Linked DNA regions of Mus musculus: region 2 is linked to region 1. Evidence: chromatin loops called from intact Hi-C (ENCODE). Cell type or tissue: left cerebral cortex. All regions are shown on one strand.

Region 1 (8,000 bases):
AGTTCGGAGTGCTGTGTGAAGGAGACTGAACAAGCCAATATATAGAGCCCCATCGTCTCTGTTCCAGCTCCTCCCTCTAGCTTTGTGCCTTGAGTTCCCGTCCAGACTTCCTTGGATGACAGACTATAAAATTGTTTAGAAGCAAATGTTTTTCTCTCCAAGTTGGTTTTTGGCTCTATTGTTTCATCAGAACAATAGAAACCTTCGCTGTTTCTGAGAATGTGAACAAGCCCATCTGTGGGCTGAAGAATCCCAGTCTAGCTGGAGTGATAAGGTTCTGAGGTGAGATGGACAGCTGCTTAGGAGAAGGTATAGAAATCCTGCCATCCTGTCATCTGAGGACTCCCACAGCTTGTTCAGGTGATACAGTGAAAGAGACACAGCTGGTACCTATGAGAACCTGATCCTATGAATGTTCATGTATTCCTTAATTGGTGCAGGGCAAAAGAATTGTAGATGCTGCATTAAAACACAAAAGGTCATGGGGCAGATGCTGGCTATCCCTGAGGTTCTCCCTGGATTAGGGAGACCATCTAGAGCAGTGATTCTCAACCTTCCTATTGTTATGAATCATAATGTAAATATATGATATGCAGGATATTTGATATGTGGCTCCTGTGAAAGGGTTCTTTCATTCCCTCCCCCCAAAGGGGTCATGACCCACAGATTGAAAACCACTAATTTAAAGTGTCCTTGCTACCTGGAGCAATGTGGAATGTGGAAGTTACCTCTGCCACCCCTCTGGCATCTGTCCCCACATCCAGATGTTTATTTGGGAACACACTATGTGCAACTATTCAGGGAAGACTATCCTAGTAGTTAATTCCTTTGATCTTCCCCCCAGCTCTGAATAGCTGCTAATGTTCCTCACAGCTTTTGTCTCTGCACTGATACATAGGCCTGGTGTTCAGGAGCTGTGTGGCTGGGTTCCATGACTTGACCAGAAAACCAAGGCTTGAGTCAAAGGCATCACATTCCTTTCTTAGCACTGATGTCTCTGTGAAGGTGTCATGAGGCTAGATTAAAAGATAGCCATACAGGTTCTTACTCTGAAGAAGTAGTGTACCATCCAGAGAGGAGAAAGATATACAAGTGACACATTGCTGATCACCATTGTCATCATCATAATGTATTCTTATCCAAATTTTACACATAGAAAACTGAAGCCCAGAGAGATTAAGTCATTGTCTCTGTGTCATGGGCTATAAATTAGAAAGCCAATGTCCAGGGGCCATTGGAAGTATACTGCACTGTGGCCTACAGTTGGTAATATGACTTCACCATACTCAATGCTGTCCAGCCTTGTGTCAGTGGTTCTCAGATAGAGTTAATTGATCCTTTTGAGGACATTTCCAGACAATGTCTCATGACATATTTGAATGCCCTGACTGTGGAAGAGGTGCTATTGGAATTTAGTTTGATTGAGAGGTTTGTTTGCTCTATAGGTCACAGAGTACAGGACATTTACTAAAACCAATCCCCAATGTCAAGAGCATTGATCTGGACAAAGGCCCTCTTCTTGTGAATGCTTGTGAATGCCCCTTAAAGCACCCTGTCTTATCAACCTCACATGATGTGGAGTTTCTCTGTGCCTAGCCTAGATGTGGTCATGTAGTGGGGATGTACAAACATTTGTATAATAAAGAGATATGAAAATGGAAAAAGACACGAAATACGCCTACAGTTGTTTGTGTCATGTAATACTGGCCATAATGGATTCGTTCAGATAGAATTGATTTTTAAATCAACCTGCAAAAATAAGCCAGTAATCCGTGTTCCCAGGCTCATGTAGTGAGGGAATGGCAGTGGGCATAAGCACGAGCCCGAGCAGATAGAAAAGATGCATGTAGGCACCTGATGGTGAAGGAGGCTCAGACCTCAGGGCCTCCGTGCAGCAGACAATGGGGCACATTCTGCTTTTCCCATTGGGATTTCACTTCAGTTAACACAGAGAATATAGTGCTGATTTAGGAATAGGTCCCTTCCCACTAGTCTGTATTGCTGTTCCAGGCTGTCTCCTACTTATCATGGATGTTCAAAACTCGAACTAGAGCAAACAGACAACACGCACCAACCAAAGACAAATTAACTCAAGTCCCAGATACATTGTGATGCTATCTATTGTTCAATTATAGTAATGATTTCATCTACATTCGTAGTACCATTATCCCTTCTTTCTCTGTGTGGTTGCTGACTTCTCCTGTAGCTGCTCACTCTGTACTAACGTTGGTGTTTTTCTTTGTCACTTCATCTTCTCTGGGAGAAACAGACAAGATGTTAAATTATGTATTTTTTTAAAAAAGTGCTAACTCGCAGAACGCCTCAGAGACCCATGTCAATATTAAGGTAGGCAACTGAGTTTTGGTAAGTAAAAGCATTTGGTGAAGCAGCCAACATAGGCATCTGCTGGAGATTTGGACTTTGAAGACAGGGCAGCAAGGGCTGTATAAAAGACACATTTTATTTTACAAATAATAAGTACATAATAACCAGATATTTCAGAGGGGAGTCCACAAAATCCAACCCTCTGTGAAATACAAAATGGCTTCGTTCTGGCATCTCAATGTAAGATGCTTTCTGTTACATCCTTGATGGCTCCTTAAAGACATGGGGCCACTCAGAGATGAGGACCACAGATGAGTGGAGCTCATTTTCTTTCTTCTGTCTGGAATCAATTTTCATGTCTAAATCTAGAGGAATGACAGGTGGCATATGACAGCTCCTCTGGTTTTCTCTCCCTAACGAGGCAGAATAACACCTAAGGAGGAAACAGGACTCTGTGAAAGAGCCCTAAGCCATCACCCAACCACTAATAGCTGTTGTTACAGGTAAACGGGAACACTCACTCCTAGGCACGCCATGGTATGCATGAAGGCTCAGTACAATCTGGTTTAGAAAGCAAAACTCTGCTAGGATAAAATTAGATATGTAATATGTAAGAGAGAAAAGGAGTGAAGAATAATTATTTAAAAGAGGTTATGCCCTTTGGTCTTAATATATATAAAATAATGATCATGTTATAATGATTTATACTTATATAGTGCTCACTAGTTCATAACTTATTTAATCCCCTAATATCCCATGTAGTTGCAACTAATATCTATATTTACAGATGGGGAAACTGCAGTTGAGAGACACAGCTGGGTAACACTGCTCTTGTGATCATTTTATGACAGACCATTGTGCCAAGAAGTTGCTCCTATTTCCAAATCTGGAATCTTCATCTCGCCCACCTACAATCTGCCCCACAAAAGTGGAAACTTCACGAGTAAGGAGCAAACACTCTGCTTCACATAAAAGCTAAGGTTCTTTTGACACCTTGGGAAAACTGAGCCAGAGATACACTGAGGGCTCTCATAAGCAGACAACTGAGTTGGAGGGAGGAATTCAGTCACTAGGCTACCCTGCCCTGCTGTGCAGTGGCACTCACGATTCGCTGTGAGAATCAGCTGGTGGCCTGTGTGTATTTGTGTGTTGTGTGTTGTGTATGTGTACTCAGTATTTGCATCTGTGATATGTATTCTTGGTTTACATCTAGAATTATGTAAATTCCCAGATGGAAGTCACATGCCTTTAATTTGTGTCTTGACAGGGGAAGGCAAAACTTTGATCTGAGCCAAACCTTCTACCAGAAGTCTACATAAGGATACAGAGGACAGAAGCTTTGGCTCTTTGCCTAATTGCCCTCTCTTTGTTATTAAGTCTGTTCCTTCAATGGCATCAGAGCCTACTTCTTCCGGATTCTGGTCTATACTCAAGACCAGCTAAGATATCCAGCCTTGTGGAGTGAACACCTACTACCTATTCTTGGACTCTCCGTCCACAGTTGGCTATTGTTGGATTAGGAGGAAGTCATTCTAATAACCCCCCTTTCTATATAAACAGAGAGTCATTTGGTAAGTTCTGTTACTGTAGAGAACCCTGACTAAGCCAGCATGTGTGCACAGATATATGCATGTACTTATTCATGTGGATGGGATGGACGTGCATAGAAGCCAGAGGATGATGTCAAGATATCCCTTTATCTCTCTAGCTTAGATGTTGGACAAGATCTCCCATTTAAAGCTAGATCTCCCTGTCTTAGTCTAGACAACCAGCTTGTGCTTGGGCTTCCCTGTCTCTGGCTTCCAAGGCTGCCATTACAGGAAGCCTGCTGTATCCACCTAACTTTTATGTGGGTCCCAAGGAGAGGAATTTTAGCTCTCAAGATTTTCTAGAAACAATTTTACCTGCTGTGTCACATGCCAGACTCTCCGTCTTACTTTCTTGGAACAGGGTCTCTTCCTGAACTTGGAGCTTTTTAAAAGCCCCCACGATCCACCTGTCTCAGTCTCCCGGTCCTGGGCTTTCAGATGTGTTCAACCATGCCCAGCTTTTACTTGGGTTCTTGCAATCCTCTTAAGTCTTTCTGGTTGTATGACAAGTACTTTACCTACTGAGCTATCTCCCCAGCTCTGGCTTGAGGTTTTCATCTTGAATGGAAATAAGAGAGATACCAGTATCACCATGCTCTATAGCAGTTTCTTTCTTTCTTACCTATTCAAGTTGGAATCACTTTGATAAACATGCTTGTATTTTTATATGAATGGATACACTTGAAATTATATGCTTTTTCTTGGTATCAAATCACGGATCAATATTAGGACTTTGTAACTTATACAAACAGACATAGATATTGGACAGCTCAGCTCAACACTCTTTCAAACTTAGATTGGTTTTTATTATGATTAAAATAGGAAAGCAACTAAATTTAACACCTTTGGTTGCTAATCAAACAAAAGCTGATAAGGCAGTATAGGCTTGTAATCCCACATTAAGTGCTGAGTTCAAAGCTAGACTGGGTCATGTGAGGAGACTTTGGCTCAAAAACAAAACAAGGGAGCTAGTGAGGTGGCCCAGCAGGTAAAGGGTCTTGCTGTCAAGCTCACCTGAACTCAGAACTGGGGAGCCACATGTTGGAAAGAGAAATCTGACTCTCCAAGTTGTCCTCTAACTTCCCCATGTCCTCTGTATATGTCCTTTACTCTCTCCAGAACAATGGTAAATAAATGTGATTAAAAATTAAACAAAACTAAATGAACAAGATAGCTTCTAAATGGAGTAATTTCTAGTACCTTGGTACTTTTAGTTGCTACTATATAGAACAAATTCATCCAAGGTGGCACTATGGGCCCCCTAAAATAGCAGAGGATGGCAAAAATTGAAGTGCATGGAAAGTTTGTAATTTCATCAAGGCTACATGCTTAAAGGTGAGACTAGAACTTGAATCTGATCCTTAAGATCCCATTCTCATTCTCTTGGCATTGCAGAAGACACTGTCTTTGAAATCAGCTAAAGCTGAGATCAAACACCCTCCCGCTCTGCCCAATGACATGGATTTCTGGCAAGAGACTTCTTTTCTACTGGCATTTCCCACTTTATCAATTAATGAAGGATAGGCTCTGCTGCCTTGAAATAATTTCATTGGAGATGCAAATTACATGATTAAGAATGAAGCCAGGAGATGCTGAAGAATCATTTGACAAAATTCAGCATCCCTTCATGTTAAAAGTCTTGGAAAGATCAGGAATTCAAGGCCCATACCTAAACATAGTGAAAGCAATATACAGCACACCAGTAGCCAACATCAAAACTAAGTGGAGAAAAACTTGGAGAAATCCCACTAAAATCAGGGACTAGACAAGACTGCCCACTCTCTCCCTATCTATTCAATATAATACTTGAATTTCGAGCTAGAACAATTGGACAACAAAAGGAGGTCAAAGGGATACAAATTGGGACAGAAAAAAAATCAAACTACCACTATTTTCCGATTACATTATTGTATACCTAAGTGACCCCAAAAATTCCACCAGAGAACTCCTATAGCTGTTAAACAACTTCAGCAAAGTCTCTGGATATAAAATTATCACAAACAAGTCAGTAGCCTTCCTATACTGAAAGGATAAACAGGCTGAGAAAGAAATTAGGGAAATGACACCCTTTACAATATTCACAAACAATATAAAATATCTTGGTGTGACTCTAACCAAGCAAGTGAAAGATCTGTATGACAAGAACTTCAAGTCTCTTAAGAAAGAAATTGAAGAAGATCTCAGAAGTTGAAAGACTCTCCCATGCTCATGGATTGGCAGGATTAATATAGTAAAAATGACCATCTTGCCTAAAGCAATCTATAGTTTCAATGTAATCCCCATCAGAATTCCAACTCAGTTCTTCATGCAGTTTGAAAGAGTAATTCTCAAATTTATTGGGAATAACAAAAAACAAAAACAAAACAACCAGGATAGTGAAAACTTATATCAAGAATAAAAGGACTTCTGGGGGAATCACCATCCCTGATCTCAAGCTGTACTACAGAGTAACAGTGATAAAAAACAAACAAACAAACAAACAAACAAAAACACTGCATGGTATAGGTACAGTGACAGGCAGGTAGATCAATGGAATACAATTGAGGACGCAGAAATGATCCCACGCATGTATGGTCACTTGATCTTTAACAAAGGAGCTAAAACCATCCAGTGGAAAAGGACAGCATTTTCAAAAAATGGTGCTGGTTCAACTGGCAGTGAACATGAAGAAAAAAGCAAATTGATCCATTCTTATCTTCCTGTACAAAGCTCAAGTCCAAATGGATCAAGGACCTCCACATAAAACTAGATACACTGAATCTAATAGAAGAGAAAGGGCCGGAGGAAGGAAAGAGCCTTGAATACATGGGCACAGAGGAAAATTTCCTGAACAGAAATGGCTTATGGTCTAAGGTCAAGAATTGACAAATGGGACCTCATAAAATTGCAAAGCTTCTGTAAGGGAAAGGACACTGTTAATAGGACAAAATGGCCACGAACAGGTTGGGAAAAGATCTTTACCAATCCCAAATCCAATAGAGGGCTAATATCCAATATATACAAAGAACTCAAGAAGTTAGGCTCCAGAGAACCAAATAACCCTATTTAAAAATGATAAACACAGCTGAACAGAGAATTCTCAACTGTGAAAACTGGAACGGCTGAAAAGCACCTAAAGAAATGTTTAACATCCTTAGTCATCAGGAAATGCAAATCAAAACAACCATGAGATTCCACCTCACACCAGTCAGAATGGCTAAGTTCAAAAACTCAGGTGACAGTAGATGCTGGCTAGGATGTGGAGAAAGAAGAATATTCCTCCATTGCTGGTGGGATTGCAAGCTGGTACAAACACTCTGGAAATCAGTTTGGCAGTTCCTCAGAAAACTGTACATATTACTACCTGAGGATCCAGCTATACTATTCCTGGGCATATACCCAGAAGATGCTCCAACATGTAATAAGGACACATGCTCCACTATGCTCATAGCAGCCTTATTTATAATATCTAGAAGCTGGAAACAACCCGGATGTTCCTCAACTGAGGAATAGATACAGAAATGTTGTACATTTACACAATGGAATACTACTCAGCTATTAAAAACAATGACTTCATGAAATTTGCAGGCAAATGGATGAAACTTGAAAATATCATCCTGAGTAAGGTAACTCAGTCACAAAAGAACACACGGTATACACTCACTGATAAGTGGATATTAGCCATCCCTTATACACTCAACAAACCTGGATGCTATTTTGGATGCCCAGAAGTGCTTGCTGATAGGAGCCTTATATGGCTGTCTCTTGAGAGGTTCTGCCAGAGCCTGACAAATACAGAGGTGGATGCACCCAGCCAAACATTGGACTGAGCGCAGCATCCCCGATGGAAGAGTTGGAGAAGGGACCGAAGGAGCTGAAGGGATTTGCATCCTCATGGAGTGAGCAAAAATGTCAACTGGCCAGACCCCCTGGTTCCAGGGGACTGGACCACCAAGCAAAGAGTACACATGGAGGGACCCATGGCTCTGGCTGCATGTGTGGCAGAGGATGGTCTTGTTGGACATCAGTGGGAGCAGAGGCCCTTGGGCCCGAGTGTGTTTGATGCCCCAGTGTAGGAGAATGCCTGGGTGGAAAAAAGGGAGTGGT
Region 2 (8,000 bases), 450 kb before region 1:
ATTGTCTGAATTTCTTCAGTGATAACATTTTACCTGGGTAATCTGAGCAAACAAAGAAAAGGACCATAAAGTAATAAACCCATAAACCCATACAGTACACACCATATATGTATGTGTGCAAACATGCATATACACATATGCACATTTGTATTTACAAGTTTTATTAAATACTTTCCTGTAGAAAGTTGTTAGGTTTGGGAATCTGTGTTGCTTAGCTGCCTGGGATCTAGGGCATGCTACTTTCAAAGTGGCTCCTACAGTTGTCTCTCAGAGCAAAGTGGATGGAGTGATTTGGCTCTCGATTAGATTACAATAAACTTGTGTGATAAACTATTTAAGGAGTCAGGTAAAAATTGGCCCCTTGGACCTAAAATTGACTTTGATTTACCCAGCGAGGCTTTTCGAATCAAACCCACAAGGGGTTGATTTTAAACCCCATTGTGTCTTTGTTTGTCACTGTTTAGATAGATGGATGGGTGTGGGAGAATATTCTGGGATGGGAGCATCTGAAGGCTGGGCCTGGGTGGAGCAGCTGTCAGAATAGGAGCAGCAGGCAGCAGAGGACTTGGCTGAGCATTTGCATGACTGCTTGCCCAATCTCCTTCTCCCCCAACCTCCATCCCAGTTAGAATGTGAATGAGCATCTTACATCAAGTCCCTCATTTGTGTTGCCCAGCAATCTTTTGCTTAAATTCCTGATCACCTCTTTTCTCAGAGTTGTAACTTCTGATCTGAAAATACCAGATTATATAATACACCAGTCTGCACAAGGATGGAATTCTGTCAGGAGAAAGGGACCCAGTGAAGCACAAATTCTAACAAAACTGGAAATGACTTTTCTAAGAAAAGAGAAGATATTTTTGTGTCAAGCACTTGAAGCTGGTTTTAAATAGACTTTGGATGCAATGTTGCTGGTTCTTTGGGCGCTGTTGATTTATTTCCATGCCTAACCTCACCCAACAAATGTACATCATTGGAGAAAGTTGAAAGAAGCCGGTAAGAATGATCACCGGTGACACTTGCTCGAAGTTTAATGGGTGCCGGTGCTTTCTTACAGAACGGTAGAATAGATGGCAGTATCATATTTTGCAGAAGAGAAGTGGCCCTCCCCACAAAACCTGCCTAAGACCTCACAGTCTCAATCCCCCAAATCTGTAAGTCCCACCTCCATTAAAAAGCTCCCACGAAAGGCTGAAGGGATTATACTAAAAAGAATTAAACTCTAATGGAAAGAGTCCTCTAACCCAATACCTACCCTTCTGTTAAAACCTCTGCTCACTGCCTACAATTCCAGGTCATTCCATTTGCTGTACTCTCAGGGTTCCTCCTTAAACTAAGCACTGATTGTGAACCCCCAACCCTTAGCAAAGACTGACTCTTTCCTCCACAGGGTACTTTCATGGCTTAATGCCCAAAGCCTACTTCCACCCGGAGAAGACTTGATTAAAAAAGCAGGACTGGCAACCCAAGAACATGAGGAATCTCTAGAGAATGGAATCTCACCATCCCTGACACCTTCTCCACCCCAGAACAGTAATCTCACAAACTGTCCTGCCTCTAATCCCACTCACTCTAATACCCATTCCAGCAGCTTTTCGCTGCTACCGAATCAGATACAGTTGCATCCCCACTCTAAACAGTCACAAGAGCGGACAAGCGGCACAGACCCAGTCCCACTAGGAGAAAGGGTTTCCTTGTCACCCCCACCAAAGAAAACAGGTTCTTTACAGTAGTCCTACAGCTCCTAGAAAGAGCGAAATCCGGCTTTCATGCTAGAGTCTGGCCTGGTCGGAACCGCCCACCCCCACCCCACTGCTCGCTCTCTCTCTCTCTCTCTCTCTCTCTCTCTCTCTCTCTCTCTCTCTCTCTCTTTCTCTCTCTCTCTCTCTCACGCACACACACACACACGCACACACACGAGAGAGAGAGAGAGAGAGAGAGAGAGAGAGAGAGAGAGAGAGAGAGAGAGAGAGAGAAAGCGCTTGCTCCCGCTACTACCACCTGTGAAAACAGTCTCTTCTCAACTTTAACATTTAGAAAAGCCGGGAAGTATAGCTACAGGCCTCCAGGAGCTCACCCAGGGTCTTAAAGAAAGTGGCCAGGCATTGAAAGGGAGGGGTAAGTGCACCCCAACTGTGAAGCGCTCCTGGTCGGAACTGGGCCGCCACAGCTCGGGTTTCGATGATTAGGCCCCGCCCACTCCGTCACCCCTCTAGAGCGGAGCTCTGTTCGGGCCACCAAAATAAAAAAAAAAAAAAAAAAGCCCCAAGGCCGAGGGCGCCCAGTCCCAGGTTGGCGAAAAGGGGGCCGCAGCCAATCCTGGAAACCCCATCCCGGAGGCTTCTAGAGGTTGATGGAGAGGAGAGTTAGTCACGTGGAGCCAGCAGCAGGGCTGGGAAGCTAAGTGTTGGGCCCCAAGAGCTGGGAAACAGGTTGCCGCCAAGCCCATCCCCTCCCCCAAGCCAACCGGCTGAGAACCGATTCCCGCCGTGCCCTGGTAGCGAACCCGGTCGCCTCCGGGGTGCACTCCTTCCCTAGCCCCAGCGGCTGGGCCAGAGCCGCTACGGCAACCCAGGCAAAGGCGCCTTCAGCAAGGTCAAGACGCGGCTGGTCGGCACCTGGGGATTTTTCCCCAGCCCTGCACTGGCTTTGCAATCGCATTGTTAAGGATCATGGCAGAGGCAGGAAATCCGAACAGCCCCACAGGTCTGCGCGGGGGAGGATTTATTTTACAGCGCCGAACACACTCAGACAGACCCGGGATTTCAGGGGGGAGGGGATGCGGAGTTTCAGGACACCGGAATGTGGCAAAAACAAAACCCTCCCCACCCATGCACGCTATCATCTGACTTGGGGGAGGGAGTTCAGGGCCACCAAGCCCCAGACTTCAGCGTTCCTCAGGGTTCTTTCTGCTAGGGCTGGGATAGCTTTTCCCTCTACAGGCGAAAAACAAGATTTAAAAACACTCCACTACTGTGGTTCTCTATCAAAGCCCATCAACGTGCGACAGGCTGCGGCAGCGAAGGGAGGCAGCGAGATAGGAGGGAGGGGGGTGGAAAGGAGCGCAGTTGAAACCAAACTGTTTTCAGTCCTGGAGGGAGGCGAGGGAACAGAAGCCATATCAGGCACCCATTCCCATAGCATCCGCATTAGGTATAATAATTTTTTCTGTCCACCCCCGCACCCCATAGAGGCCAGTACTCTACTTCCTAACCCACCACAAACACCCCAAACCTGGGCCTGGATGCCTGGCGTCTCTGGGCATTTCTAAAAGGGACTGGAGGCAGGTTTCTAAACAGGTGAAGGACGCTGGATTTAAAGCCAGGGAGGGGCCAAGAAAAGAGTCTTGGGGCTGCCTAGAACACCGATTTTCCGAAAACTACGTTCCCTGGAAGGCCATCCAACACCCCCCCACACAACACCTCCAACACCTGAATCTCAGGGCTCCACGGACTCAAAGAAATCTGAGTCCTGACCCGTTCTTCTTCACAGGTTAATCTTGGATCTCCACCCACTCAGTCCCTGCTTCGGTAACCGGTTCCTTGGGGACAGAGCTTTAGCACCCAAAGCCCACATCTCAGAAGTGGGCACCTCGGCACAAGGTACCCAGCTCCCCATTCCCCAAGTGGGTCTCCCAGGTACTTACAGTCCCCAAGCAGTAAAACTTTCAGGGTTGTCTTTCAAGAGCCGGGTGCTTGCAATACAGATCTGGGAGATCACTGAGGCAGCTTATATAATTGCCCATGATACTGTTCAGCGAACATCCTCCGAGCACGGCCGTACAGCTCAGCACAGGGACACCCTCTAGCCCCGGCGCTGGGGATCACGAGCATGCCCCACCAGCGCCTCTACAAAGCAGCAGGGTGATCTCCAGGGCTAATCAAACGCCAATAGTGCGCTCAGATGCCCGCAAAACCCGGGCTGACTCTGCGTCCTTATAGCTGCGTTGGTGGCTTACGGTTAACTGCATGTGTACAAACCTTCTCTCCAGGGTTGTGTTGTATGTGCGTGGGGGGTGGAGGAGAGGTGGCGACTGGGTAGGGGACTGGTGCAGGTCTGAGGCGGATTCTACATCTAACCTGAGCAAAACTCTCGTCCACACAGACCCAAGTGCAGAAATCGTCTTAACGTCTCCTGCTGAAAGGGATACCAAATTCCAAAGTTAGAGACCACGCAATTGAATTTCCAGTACTTTCCAACCTGGTTTAGGCGGGGGATGGGGAGGGGGCGGGTAGGGCATAGAAGAAGAGGGCAGTGGCCAGAGAAACCCACCTACGGACCCGCCAAGAGGCATTGACCATTCATAACACCCTTTACCCCCCTCCCCCAATAGTTATTGGGATATTCCTGGGTTAGGTGTGGACACACACACACACTCCGCGACACCACCTTCTTCCGCTTCTCCGATGCAAAGACTGCATTTTTAAATCACTAGGAAAATGACTAAGGAGCTCAGAGATCACATTTCAATACACAGCATATTTCCCGAAGCTGGAGGTGCAAGTAGTCACACACTCACAGCCCTGCACCCCTAGAGAGTCCACCCGGCGCCTGCAGTCCTCAACTCGTTCCGAGACAAACCGAACGAGAAACGACGCGACCGGCGAAGATGGGCAGGAGCCAAGCGGGTGGCAGAGGGCGTGCGGCTTGGGGGTCGCGTCCCCGGGTTACCGGCTCTAACCGCAGCGCGCACCGGGGCCGCTGCAGCCAGCTCTCGCCCCGCAGGGCAGGTTGCAGAGCGGGAGCCCGGCGCCGCCTCGTGGGCTCCTCCAGCGCCCGCCGTGAGTCTGGGGCGGGCGAGTCTGCAGAGGGGCTGCAGGAGACTGGGCCGTGGCAGGGAAGGGGATCCCGGCGTAGCACACGAACCTGGATCGAGCTAACCTCCATCCCACCCGCGGTCCAGAGTCTGGGGCCGGCTCCCACCTCTCCGCTCTCCCCCAACACTGGTTCCCAGGCTCCAGTACGCGGCGGACTCCCGGGGCTGCGGTGGCGGAGGCTCTGGGCTCCAGGCTCCTTGCCTTGTCGGCAACCTGGACGCCCCGCTCTCCTTCTCTTCCTCCCTCCCTCCCCAGTGCGGAGCAGGGAAGCAGGCTAGCATCTCCCGGAGCCCCCAGCAAGCTGCTTGAGCTGCCCGGACCTGCGAATGCAGAGAGGGGCGACAGAACTGGCGAGCCTCCGCCGTGGTCCCCAAGGCGCTTTTTCCGTAGAGCTGATCACGCCGCCTTACCGTGGCTGCAGGCTGCCACCGCCGGGGAAGCGTGGACGAGGACGGCGGGGAGGCGAGGCACCGCGCCGCTGGCTCCGCCGCTCCGCGAGTTGTATTGAGGCACCCAAGACGGAGCAGGTCCCGGTTCTGAGCTCAGCTCCGGTGAGACCAACAATAGCTCCCGCGGGGAGCGGAGCCCCAGCGAGCCTCCAGCCGCGCGCGCACGCCGGGCTCCGGCTCCCGGCCGCTCCCGGCCGGCGTTCCTGCCAGCACTGCTGCCCCACATGTAACAGCTGCAATCCCGAGGCTTCGGGGGGGGGGGGGCTGGGGCGGGGGTGCGCGCGCGGGTGTGTGTGAGTGTGTGTGTTTAATAGCTTCCCTCCTCTTCTTCCCCTCCCTGCCTGCTCGCCTGCCTGCCTTCGTCCCCCTCCCTCGCTCTCTTACACACAGGGCGAGCGAGTGAGCGAGCGAGACACACTCGCGCACACACGCACACACACGCAGGTTACATGAATGGGAGGCGGGAGCCAATCCTACGAGGCCGGCCGAGCGGCGCTTGGAACAGGGCTTCACCACGGCACCGGGGGGCGCCACACAGGTGATGCGCCCCCTTCCCCCGTGCCCACTCGGCCTCCTTTCCGCTCACCCATCTCTGTTGTGTGCCATGCCTTCCCTTATCTCCGTCCTCCCTTTCTCTGAGCTGCTTTCTCCATTTCCTCATCTCATTTTCTTTCTGGAATTCTCTCAAGTGCTTCAGTATTTTTCTCGGATTCCTCTTTGACCCTCCTTTCTCGCTTTCCTCGCAGTCTTTCGAAAACTTTCTCCTTCCCTGCCCCTACTTTTCTCCACTTCCTCCCCTCTTGTTTTTTGTTTTCTTGCCCACCTCCGAGTTGTGTATTAGTATATTGTGTAGCCCGGGCTCTTCTCTCTCATCACACCTCTCTTGGAGTCCTTGGCCCTGCTTCTTGCCTAACCCCTTGAAATACTTTTCCACACCTCCAACACTTTTCCTGGGTTGCTTTCGCCAGAAGTAATTAACAGTTCCTTCCTTGGGAATGCAAGATGCCTTAAAGAAAGGCCTTCTTTCCTGGGACAGCTTCCCCAAAACCATGGTAACCGCTACGGAGTCGTGATGGCAATCATTGGGGGAGAGGAGGGATGACAGTGAATATAGTCCAAGGAATTTCTGTCCTTCATGAGTCTGGATCTTAATTGCCAGCACATTACCAAAGGAAGAACATTTGTCTGTGATGGCGACACCGCTTGAACTCGGAGGCTTTTTGGAGAAACTAAAGAAATTCCCTCCTAAAGCCTGCTTCATGCTCCCTTCCCCTAGCTTCATTTTCCACCTACAAAACAGGTTCTAGCCACCTCCTTAGAGTGAACAATGGACAGAAAGCACTGAGGTGCATAGAAAGTACTCAGAGGTAGTTTCCATCTCCCATCTTCCACTACCTTTATAAGAAGTGTTTCAGGATGGATAGGTGATCAGTACTGATTCCCAGGCCACGTGGAAGGAAAGATTGGCTGTTACAAACAACAACAACAAGAGGGTACTGTGCCTCTGGAGACTCTGTGCAGATCACAAAGTTTATATATAAACTTGGGGTAGTAGGTGTCTCAGTACATCCTTGCTTCTGCATGCAAAAAGGCAAAAATGGGGACGATGTGGGCAGACTGCCTTATAATCAGCCCAATCTATTTTTAAAATCCTCACGATGAGTGAACACTGACCAGCGACAAAGCCTTTGAGACTTACTAAAATGTCAAGCCTTTGGGTGGCATTTATCAACTATGTGTCCTCACTGCAGACATCAAATGCTGGCTACCATCATGAAGGGCAGTCACATTCTGTCCTTCAACGAGTATCTGTTGACCATTTAGTCTTTGGCAGGTGTGTAATGGGGCTCTGGCTGCTTGGGTATGAAGCCAATCATTCCTGCCTTCTGGATTTCAGTGTCCTAGACATATCTCATAAAAACATAATGAGAAAAAAAAGAACACACACGCACACACACACACACACACAGAGAGAGAGAGAGAGAGAGAGAGTTCCGTCAGTGGCACTTACAGACTTTAAAAAACAACAGGTCTGAGGTGGGGGTAAGAAGGGGGTGCTTGAGAGTGAAAACTTTGGAAATCGCCTTCAGCTTCTGCACATTCTTGAGGTGGTAAGGAAACGGACTTGCATTTGAAAGCAGTGGATGTTGATGAGAAATGTGCTATTCAAACAGTCTCAAAGTATTTCCAAACAGGATGCAGATCACTTCAAAGGAGACAATGATAGCTTTAGACCAGAAAATTTTGTCATACTCCTCCTTCATCAAAACATCAGAGTCCACACCACAGGGATAGTGACAGGTACCATGTGCCCCCTGGTGTGGTGCACAGGACATAATGCCATCTCTGTGGTATCTCTACAGCAAATAAGGAACCTGAATCTAACCATTGAGATGTGTCAGACAACTCCAAACTGAGGGTCATTCCATGTAAGTGCTGTGCACTATTCAAGAACAGCAAAGTCCTGACAGAGGGCTCCAGAGTAGTCTCAGATAAAGAAACAGCTTAGTTGTTATGACAATAAATGTGACATGTGAGCCTGACTAGAGCATTAGTGGAGGGATTGGCATAGGTTAAAGAAAATTTAAATTATATAATGATACGTCCATGTTAATTTCTAGTTTGGGTGGTTAGAGAGGAGACTCCTCCCCCTTATTTAAATAAACATGCCACTGAAATGTTTAGAAGTTCAAAAAAGAAAGAAACAGTAGGGCCAATCCTTGCCTTTAGAAAG

The links. A loop is a pair of places that touch in the nucleus more often than their neighbours do. Peaks named below come from ENCODE experiments on the same cell type or tissue, not always from the same donor. Only the 100,000 strongest peaks of a DNase experiment are listed, where the experiment ranks them.
Region 2: a loop joins it to region 1, with 14 times the contacts of the local background. A loop is called at or near these places in 2 of 42 quality-filtered maps.

Annotation. Positions count from the first base shown.
Region 1 is chr7:95,762,220-95,770,219 of GRCm38, reverse strand. No RefSeq gene overlaps it. Among named protein-coding and RNA genes, the nearest start is that of Gm39049, 9.2 kb to the left of the region's middle. In left cerebral cortex, no CTCF peak of the experiment used is centred here; DNase peaks (open chromatin) are centred at 762, 2,380, 2,764 and 3,250; H3K27ac peaks cover 994 bases.
Region 2 is chr7:96,207,637-96,215,636 of GRCm38, reverse strand. The region is part of intron 1 of Tenm4 (teneurin transmembrane protein 4); the gene reads right to left. Among named protein-coding and RNA genes, the nearest start is that of Mir708, 38 kb to the left of the region's middle. In left cerebral cortex, CTCF peaks have their summits at 2,909, 4,763 and 5,808 (motif pointing right); DNase peaks (open chromatin) are centred at 5,033, 5,261, 5,661, 6,261 and 9 more places; H3K4me3 peaks cover 4,901 bases; H3K27ac peaks cover 4,654 bases.